2 separate regions of the Homo sapiens genome follow, and region 1 is linked to region 2. A link is an interaction called in ENCODE POLR2A ChIA-PET data of the cell type or tissue named here. Cell type or tissue: CD4-positive, alpha-beta T cell. All regions are shown on one strand. Links, peaks and the distances in the headings refer to the core of each region. The heading gives the core; the rest is flanking DNA.

Evidence for each region. ChIA-PET counts read pairs that join two places held together with the same protein. Peaks named below come from ENCODE experiments on the same cell type or tissue, not always from the same donor. Only the 100,000 strongest peaks of a DNase experiment are listed, where the experiment ranks them.
Region 1: POLR2A ChIA-PET joins it to region 2 with 5 read pairs; 5 of 35 experiments call an interaction of 5 or more read pairs at or near these places.

The regions. Positions count from the first base shown.
Region 1 is chr6:119,291,498-119,295,714 of GRCh38, reverse strand. The region is part of intron 4 of MAN1A1 (mannosidase alpha class 1A member 1); the gene reads left to right. Among named protein-coding and RNA genes, the nearest start is that of MAN1A1, 56 kb to the left of the region's middle. In CD4-positive, alpha-beta T cell, for the core only: no CTCF peak of the experiment used is centred there; no DNase peak of the experiment used is centred there.
Region 2 is chr6:119,341,499-119,346,037 of GRCh38, reverse strand. The region is part of intron 2 of MAN1A1 (mannosidase alpha class 1A member 1); the gene reads left to right. Among named protein-coding and RNA genes, the nearest start is that of MAN1A1, 6.0 kb to the left of the region's middle. In CD4-positive, alpha-beta T cell, for the core only: no CTCF peak of the experiment used is centred there; a DNase peak (open chromatin) is centred at 2,687.

The DNA.
Region 1 (4,217 bases), core at 218-4,217, 50 kb after region 2:
AGTCTCTGATTGTAGAGATCGGAGAATTGTCCTTTTAAAAACAAAAACTATTACACTTTTAGTTCACTCTGAAAATCAAACACTCAGAATAGAATTTAAATATGTCTGATAAGTTCTTTTCCAAGAAATATTTTTCCATTTAATGCAATCAATCAGATCTGTCATGCTGTATGGAATCATAAGATAATAAGGAGAATTCTAATATAAGTGTGACTCTAAATAAACATCATAAGGCTTGAAGATCCAAAGAAACAATTTATTATCTGTTCCTCGAGCTTGCATCTCGATATAGCTCCTCAAGCAAAAGGAAACTGGCTGAATCTGCTCCAAAACTAAAATTTGTTATTTTCATTGTCAAGCCTGTTATTTCACTTAGTGAAATCTATTAAAATACGTCATCGTATAGCTAATTTTGGTGAATAAGTTGCCTATAAAAATATCAAATTTCAGAGTTGTTTAAAGTGCTGTCTTGTCTAGTGTGAAGAGGTTGGTCTTTCAGGTACTCATTTGGAAACAGATTTTGACGTGTTCATTTTCTCTGTTGCCTAGATGGGGTTAGATACTTCCTGTCCATGATCTCATGGTATGTTGGTTTAGAAAAAGCCTTTCTTTGCAGAGAGATGGAGCATGATGTTAGGATTGAAGGAGGGAAGCATACAAAATAATTTATATATTAGACTCTCTTTTTCATGTTAGCAGTCTTTGTCACTTTATCTCGTAAATTTACATACATGTATAGTAAATGAGTAGACAAAAACATATGGAAAAGGGATAGATCTAAGGTGGAAGTTATCAATCTCAAACACCCAAGACAATAATAGAGATTAGTACTGAGGCATAATTTTTTCATGATTTGTAATACTCATCTCTTGATTTTAGGTGTAAATTTAGGCATACCATGTATTTTATTCAATTTATATGAATTCAATTTAGATGAATCTGGTTCAGTGTGTTCTTTGATTAAGTGGTCATTGCTATAAGTAAATCAAAATGAAAGAACAATTTCTCCAATTCTGATTTTTTTATTGGTTGGTCTTAACCAAAAACTTCCAATCTCCTCTTGCTTATCAGTTGACATTAACTAATAGGTACATGGAATTTAAATAAAAGACGGGATGTACTTCTTAAACTGCCACTGATGTAAGACTGTGTACTAGAAGCCACTGAATACATGGGGCATACTGGAATGCAATCCTAAAGATTTAAAAGGGAAGTTACTTTTATTTTAAAACAAACTCAGATAGGTAGACTGCAAAATTCACATTAATTGTTAGGATAAATCTCACAAGATTTAGTGTTACAGGCTGCTTTGTCTGCCTACTGTCTTCCCCCTGCTGCAAATACCCCCTCTGTCATTAGGGTAAGTCGGTAGAAAACTTTTAGAACATTATGACTATTAATAAGAATGTATTCATTTAAATTTATTATTTAATGGAAATTAGAATCAGAAGTTTATAAAAATGGCCTGAGACCCTCATTTGTAGAAATTCACTTTTGAAAATCCAGATTTCATACAAAATATATCAAGCCCCAAAGGAAGTTGGTCAACTTCTATATTTCAAAAGAGGATTTTTAAGCCCTTGAGAAATAAGACCTCATATGGGCCAAAGAAGATGAGTATTTATGATTCTAAAGTTTCTGATTTTCCAGTGACCCTGGGAAGGTAGGTTTTAGTTCGTTTAGGCTGAGCTGCACAGTGGTAGTGGCAACAGCTGTCTATTGAGTGTCTGATGAGTGCGTTACCAGCTATTGTGTACATTGCTTTACATCATGGAGGAATTCATTGTCCCTTTCTACGTATGACAAAACCAAGACTCAGAATAAATTAGTTATCTGGGACCTCAAACTCAGATGGCTTCCAAATCAGCCTTCAATCCCAGGTCTTTCTGATTTCTGCAGGATAGCCAACCAATTTGGTGTGGTGGGAGAATTTTTATCTTCTTAGTCCTTTTCATCTACGAATCTATAAAGAGTTAACTAAAGGGTCTAAATTTCAATCTTTTGGCCTAAAAACATAATACAACCTAGAATACTGAAAGAGACCTCAAATTAAGGTTTCTAAATTATTTAAACTTAACTTTGAAAAGGAGAGAGAAAGAATTATATGTTGGAAATTCGAATGTGGTTCTGGTTTTCAAACAGAGAAGATGGTGACTTGAGAACTAGTGATGGTGGTGGTGTGATGTTCCAGAGCAAGATTTATTAAAGACAAGGACATAGCAGTCACTGGTATCCTTCATGGATTAACTAACAAACCAGATTTGCTTCTTAAACAGGCTCACTGGACAGACTATTAGATCCATGAAATCCAAAGCCATAGCAAGTGACCTTGAGTATGGCACCTTGCAGGGTCATTTCTCAATATCGTACAGTACAAGATAAATAGAATTTAGGTTTTAGAATATGTAATTGGATCAATAACTGGTTGAATAACTGCATCCAACAGTTGATTGATGTCTAGCTGAAGATATATTTCTGGCAGTGTTTGACATGACTCAGACCTTCACCTTGGAATAATTTTTATCGGATGTCTACATAAAGGTCTTGATTATCCAAAATTTTCACGGCAGGAAGAGAAAATGCATTATGTCAAGAACCTATAGCCAGAATAAGAATATAAGATCATCTTAACAGTCTTCAATAGGCAGAAATGTGGGAAACTGTTACCAGGTTTAAAAACTGAAAAACACAAGTACTAATTGAGAGGAATATGATTTGAGGGTTTAAGTTTATTAGATTTTATTATTAGATATTATTACTCTTAAACATAGGAAACGTAGTCACGTGAACCAAACTAAATACATGGGTTAGCTTCGCTTTTCCTTATCAGTAATTTTGTAGAATATTAAAGCCTTTGCCAATATTTATGTAAAATTCATTCAGAGTGATAGACCTCAAAGTTAAATTACACCTATATATAGTACTTTTAATCAGATTATATCAGGTGCACATTACAAATTATAAAATACAGTTAAACACACCAGTCTTATTTTGTGATGTTTTTGCCTAACTTTGACTTAGTAATTCTGTCTCCTAACTTGTTTTCATAATTGTCCTTTTATAGGAATTTTTTTGAATTTTTTTAACTTAAGCAATTACTTGACTTTAATTGTTAGATTCTTAAACCTTTTTACAGAGAGCATGTAAGGATAAAATTAATACATACCTCCTTTTTTTTCTGGAAATATTTTATCCCACTAAAATGTAGACTCAAGTGAGCTTGAGGACCTTATCAGTCCTTATTGCCATTTCCCTATCACCTAGGACAGGGTCTGGCACATAGTAGTTGCTTAATAAATGCTTGTTAAAGGAAATAATATCCCATGATTTTGACTAAGTTTATTTGCCAGATATTGACTCCATATATTATAAATTGCTGTGAGTCCCATGATTATTAGTGAATGGTTTGATGTTAGGCAAAAGTGCAGTAGGCCCAATGAACATGAAAAGAAGCTAACTAAAGCTTGAAATGTGCTTTATAATCTAAATAGTAGGTTAGCTATTCTAACTTACCTAGTAACAGAATGTAAGACAGATCTATTTACTAATCAAGTATAAAATATTAGCAGTAATTACTAATTATATGACCATGAATAAAGAGACTTGGTGCATTATCCTGTGAGGTATATAGAAGTCAGAATAGCAGAGCCCTGAATCAGGAGCCACAGTACTCAAGTTCAAATCCTGCTTCTACCAATTATTAGTTGTCTGAACTTCAAAAAGTCACATTAACCACTATAAGTCTCAGCTTCAACATTTTAAAATGGATATAAGAATAGTAATTAATTCATAAGGTCATTGTGAGGACTAAAAGAGTCTATATAAAGACATTAGCACAGGACCTGGCACGTTGTAAATAATAAAAGCAAGCTATTATTGGTGTAAATAAGGGCTATTTCAGCATGGTATAACATACATGATTATTATCATGTCCTTTATGCGAAGATGAAATATCTTCTCAGAGATGAGAAGAACAATCCCAAGCCAAAGGCAAAAAGTTGGAAACCAGCACTAGAACCCAGGTCCTCAGACTTCAAATCCTATTTGCAGTCCAGTTGTGCATCATGATGAAAAGATTCCTAGACTAATGTTGAAGTACCAGCCTAAGTATAGGCTGAATAGCCTTTCAGGAAGAAAAAGCAGACAAATGAATAAAATAAAGGAGAATGCAGAGCAGAAAAAAAAAATGCCCTGGCCCCATTATGTTTACACAAATA
Region 2 (4,539 bases), core at 249-4,248:
GCCTCCTGGGTTCAAGCAATTCTCCTGCCTCAGCCTCCCAAGTAGCTGGGATTACAGGCACGTGCCACCACACCCAGCTAATTTTTGTATTTTTAGTAGAGACGGGGTTTCACCATGTTGGCCAGGCTGGTCACGAACTTGACCTCAAGTGATCGACCTGCCTGGCCTCTCAAAGTGCTGGGATTACAGGTATGAGCCACCATGCCTGACCTGTTCCTGTATTTTCTAATTCTCTTTATACTTAGGTTCTCTATCACACCTGAATGCACCAACACTTATAGTTAAAATTTAGAAAGTGCACTCAAGTCTAACATGTTGGAAGACTGGATTGTAATTTGAGTCAACCTGTTATTTTGTACTTGGTTCAAAGTCAGTCAATACTATTTTTTATATCTATGGCACATTTATGTTACTAGTACTGCAGTAGATTTTTAACAACTTCGTGTCTTAGGGGAGATACTCTGTTAATTTCAAATAGGTCATTGTACAGAATGCTTCACAAAAAATGTTAAATGCTTTCCACTACTGATTTGATGGATGATGAATCTTTGATGTAAAACTTCAAAATAGAATTAAGATCTTCCTCCCTTCACCTCTGTTAAAATTTTGTAAATTAACCCTGGGATTTCTCTGAGATTTATGATACATACATAGTGTATATTTATTTTCATGAGTTTGATCTTAAAATTGTACTCAGGTTGTCCTTAGCTTTAAAAAGCAGTGTTAGAATAATGAAGCACAAAAGTTAAAATAGCAGCATGGAAGTTTTAGAAAAATAGTCCATTTACTTTTTTTTTTAATCAGAAATCATTTTTAGCTTCCCTTCTCCCCCGCTCCGCCCCCCCCTCAACCTCTCCCATTTTCTCAATTAGCCTGTGCTGTCCTTTAGGATTAGAACCTTAATCCAATTTGGAGGATGACTTTTTTTTTCGTTTTTCTGAAATTAAGGGGAGACCTGAGTAATAGGGGCTGGGGCTAAAGACAGTCAGGTTGTCAGAGGGGACTCCTTTCTTCTCAGGCTGGAATCCTCACCAACCTAAGTGGGGGTTAGGGGTATGTGCAGACTGGCAGCCTTAGATTTGTCATGTAAGGCTTTAGGACCCTGCACCTGTGGGGTCACAGTTTTCTTCTCTCAGTTCTAAAACAAGACTTTAGTATTTTATTCCAGACCTATTTGTGTAATCATGAATTTAAAGAACATTTTCATATTGATGGCTAGTAGTTAAAATTCACATTTATTATACTTTATGCTAGCCTTAGGCATATAGCCTATAATTTATATTAACTATTGACAGTTTATACCCTTTTGGTAAAGATCAGATGTGAGAATAATCTGCCTTGGCAGGTTAAAACAAAACACTTTTATTTTGACACTTAACTTTCCAGTTTATTTTTATGGGTAGTTCTGGGGTGGAAAATAATATTTACAAAATAATAAAAGCCATGATTTGGAGACCTGACCCAAGAAGCTTCAACATCCTTAGGTTGCTTGCCTGTGCCACTGTGCCGTGACACATTCCCTACTGAACATAGGCTAGTGTGGGATTGCTCCACCCAGAGGCCCTTCCCCAGAGCAGGGAGGACATGGAGTGTTTGTGAAGGTTTTTCTCTCCTTAACAAGTAGGTTAGTTTTCAACAGTTTAAGTACTGGAGTAGGTGCTGACTGTTAATATACAAAAGCAAAAAAATACATATATACAGTAATGGGTAGTTAATTATGTTCAGCTTCATTTTCTGTAAGCTGTTGATAGTTTCTCCTAGAATATTCTGTCTTCCTCTTATCAAGGCAACTGGGATTCATATAAAGGAGCTTCTTATGTATATGGGACTTAGAAACTAGTTAAAAGTGTGAAAAGAGGTTTTAAAAAATATTTTCAAACAAATGCATCTATCTGTACTTCTTAGGTGAGCTAATGAACTAAACCATCTTGAAAAATTTATCTTAGTATTACACAAAATGCATTTGTATGAGATCTGAATTGGTTGGAATTCATTGAAGAACTTACATATTTGAATCAGATTATTTCATAAGCTGTGGTGGTACAAATTTTTCATTGAAGAGAATTTTAAGCATGTGTCCGAAGGTCAGAGGGGAGGAATGCCTGCAGATCCGTGTGAGGGATGAGGGCTGAATACACAGGGTAGATCAGAATTGCACTGGAACCTGGTTATACCTCCTAACCCAGTCAAGCACCTGTGGTCTTTTAAATTTCTTTCTTTATAATCTTGTGTATGTTGGTCAAAGAAGGGTTTGATTAGTCAAAATAGGAACAGCCACTGTGGGCTCCAGAGATACTGTGAAACGAGTGGCAAAACAACCTCCCCGCCAAGTAGACGAAAATAATAAACAAGATACCTGTTTGGTAGTTTAGGGAAGAGATTCCCTCTTTGAGGAAATAAGTCTTGACTTTTCCCTCAGTATTCTTAGCCTAGTTCCTTGCTTGGTGTTCAGTGATTGAACTATATCTTATCCCCACCCCCAACCTCTCAATCTGTTAAAAGGCCCTTTACACAAACTCTGCAAATTATGCCATGATAACTTTAAATCTCAGATTTTAAAACTAAGTGTATGCTCCGAGTCGTAAGGTATTGCATCTGAATGAGATCTGAGAGGTAGCTCATTCATTTTACAGTAGAGGCAACCAAGACACAAAGATCATTCTGGAAATCACATCACCAGCTAGTGGCAGAGTTGAGTTGCAGAGGGAAGCCCCAGTCTTCTGTGAGTGTTGCGCATTGTCTCCCACATGGTTTGTCTCCTAAATAAAACCCCAAAGAATTGTATAAATTATCCGTGCTTACTATTTGCAGACCCTAATAGAGAGTACAGAAAACATACAATTCTGCATTATTATAAATTTGACCTTATACTAAGTTGGTGGTTTTTCTTTTTTTTTTTTTCAGCCAACGATGGATCAAAGTAGTTTTTAAGTCAATTATAGTAATTTTTAAAAATCTTACCAGTGGCATGGTTTAGAAATCTTCTTCTTTGTAAAGACACCCGGGGAAAGCTTGATAGGACATCTTGTTTTCTTTATAAAGATCTCTCCAAGAAGCACAGGCATTTGTAATCATTCAGTTAAACATTCTTTATGAGGAAAAGTGGGGAAGAAGAAGGAAGGGAGAGAAGAAGAGAGTGAGTTACTGTATATACAAAGGGTGAAAGGGGATCACCCAGAGAAGGGACATGTGATGACTAGAAGGGCTGCTTTAAAATTATAAATGTGTGTGCTCTTCTGATATTGCACCATGGATAATAGAAGAATGACAGCTAACCTAAAGGATGATTGTTTTAAAAGTAGACATGTAAAAATCACACCAATCTATGGGCAATTCTCTCCACCCAAGTAGGTTCTGGCGATTCTCTTTTGGGATGCACTTACCTGTCTCTGATCCATCCATTTGAAGCAATGTAGTGGTTAGAAGGGTGGATCTGGACTCAGATAACGTGGGTCTGAATCTGGCCTCTACCATTCTCTTGCTTTGTGACCGTCTGCAAATTACTTAATCTCTCAGAACTTTAGTTTCCTCATTTGTAAAATGAGGTTAATAGTACCCACTTTGTTGGATCCTGAGGCTTAAATGTGATAGTAAAGCACTTAGAATGGTATCAGACATGAAGTGGGCACACAACAAATGCTGCTTGTGATTATTGCTGTTACTGGTCACCACCTAAAGCCATCAAGCCAAGATTGCATTGATCCATATGCTGTTTAATAACTCAGGAAAGTGGATAATGAAGTTTCAAAAGGGTATCAAAAATAGTTAAAATTGAGTTTTAGTGCTTAAAGGGATACATTTCCAGTTCATCAAAAAGATCTTCCATACCTATAATTTTATTTTGCTACGGTCAACTCTGATTTTCTTTGATTTTTACCAAATTCCAAAAAAACTTAAGTATCTTTAGAATGATATACTTACTGCATATACATCTTCAGCTTCTTCAGAATATATGTTAAAGAATTAATTTGTCTCTTTCTCATAGTCAAATATGCCTATTCCCGCAGATACCATCTTTCAGAGTAGTCACAGTCGAGTTATCTTAATTTCTCTTTTTTCTAATAAATAATTTTTTTATTTACACAATGCAGATCGGGTCTCACTATATTTCCCGGGCTGGTTTCAAAGTCCTGAGCTGAAGCAGTCCTCCCACCTCGGCACCCCAAAGTGTTGGGATTACAGGTGTGAGCCACCATGCCTTGGCTGAGTTATCTATCTTAAGTATTGAAGTTATTCTTCTAAATAGAGAGAGAGATCGAGTAAAGTGAATTTCAATCTGTTTCATCTTGGAGGAATGTTTTTAAGAAGTGAGAATTATTATTTTAGGCTTGGCAAAAATTATATAATTATGATAAATTCTATAATCAGAGCTCAGTCCATCACTTAGTAGTCAAAGTTAGCATAAATCAGTTTTATTTTGTAGCTCAGAGAGTTTGGTCTTTTTGAGACCTTCACATTGAATTTAGATTTATTAGGATTCCAGACCCACTACTCATTTTACACATGAGAAATAAGGCCTGTGAGCTGTGACTTCCTGAG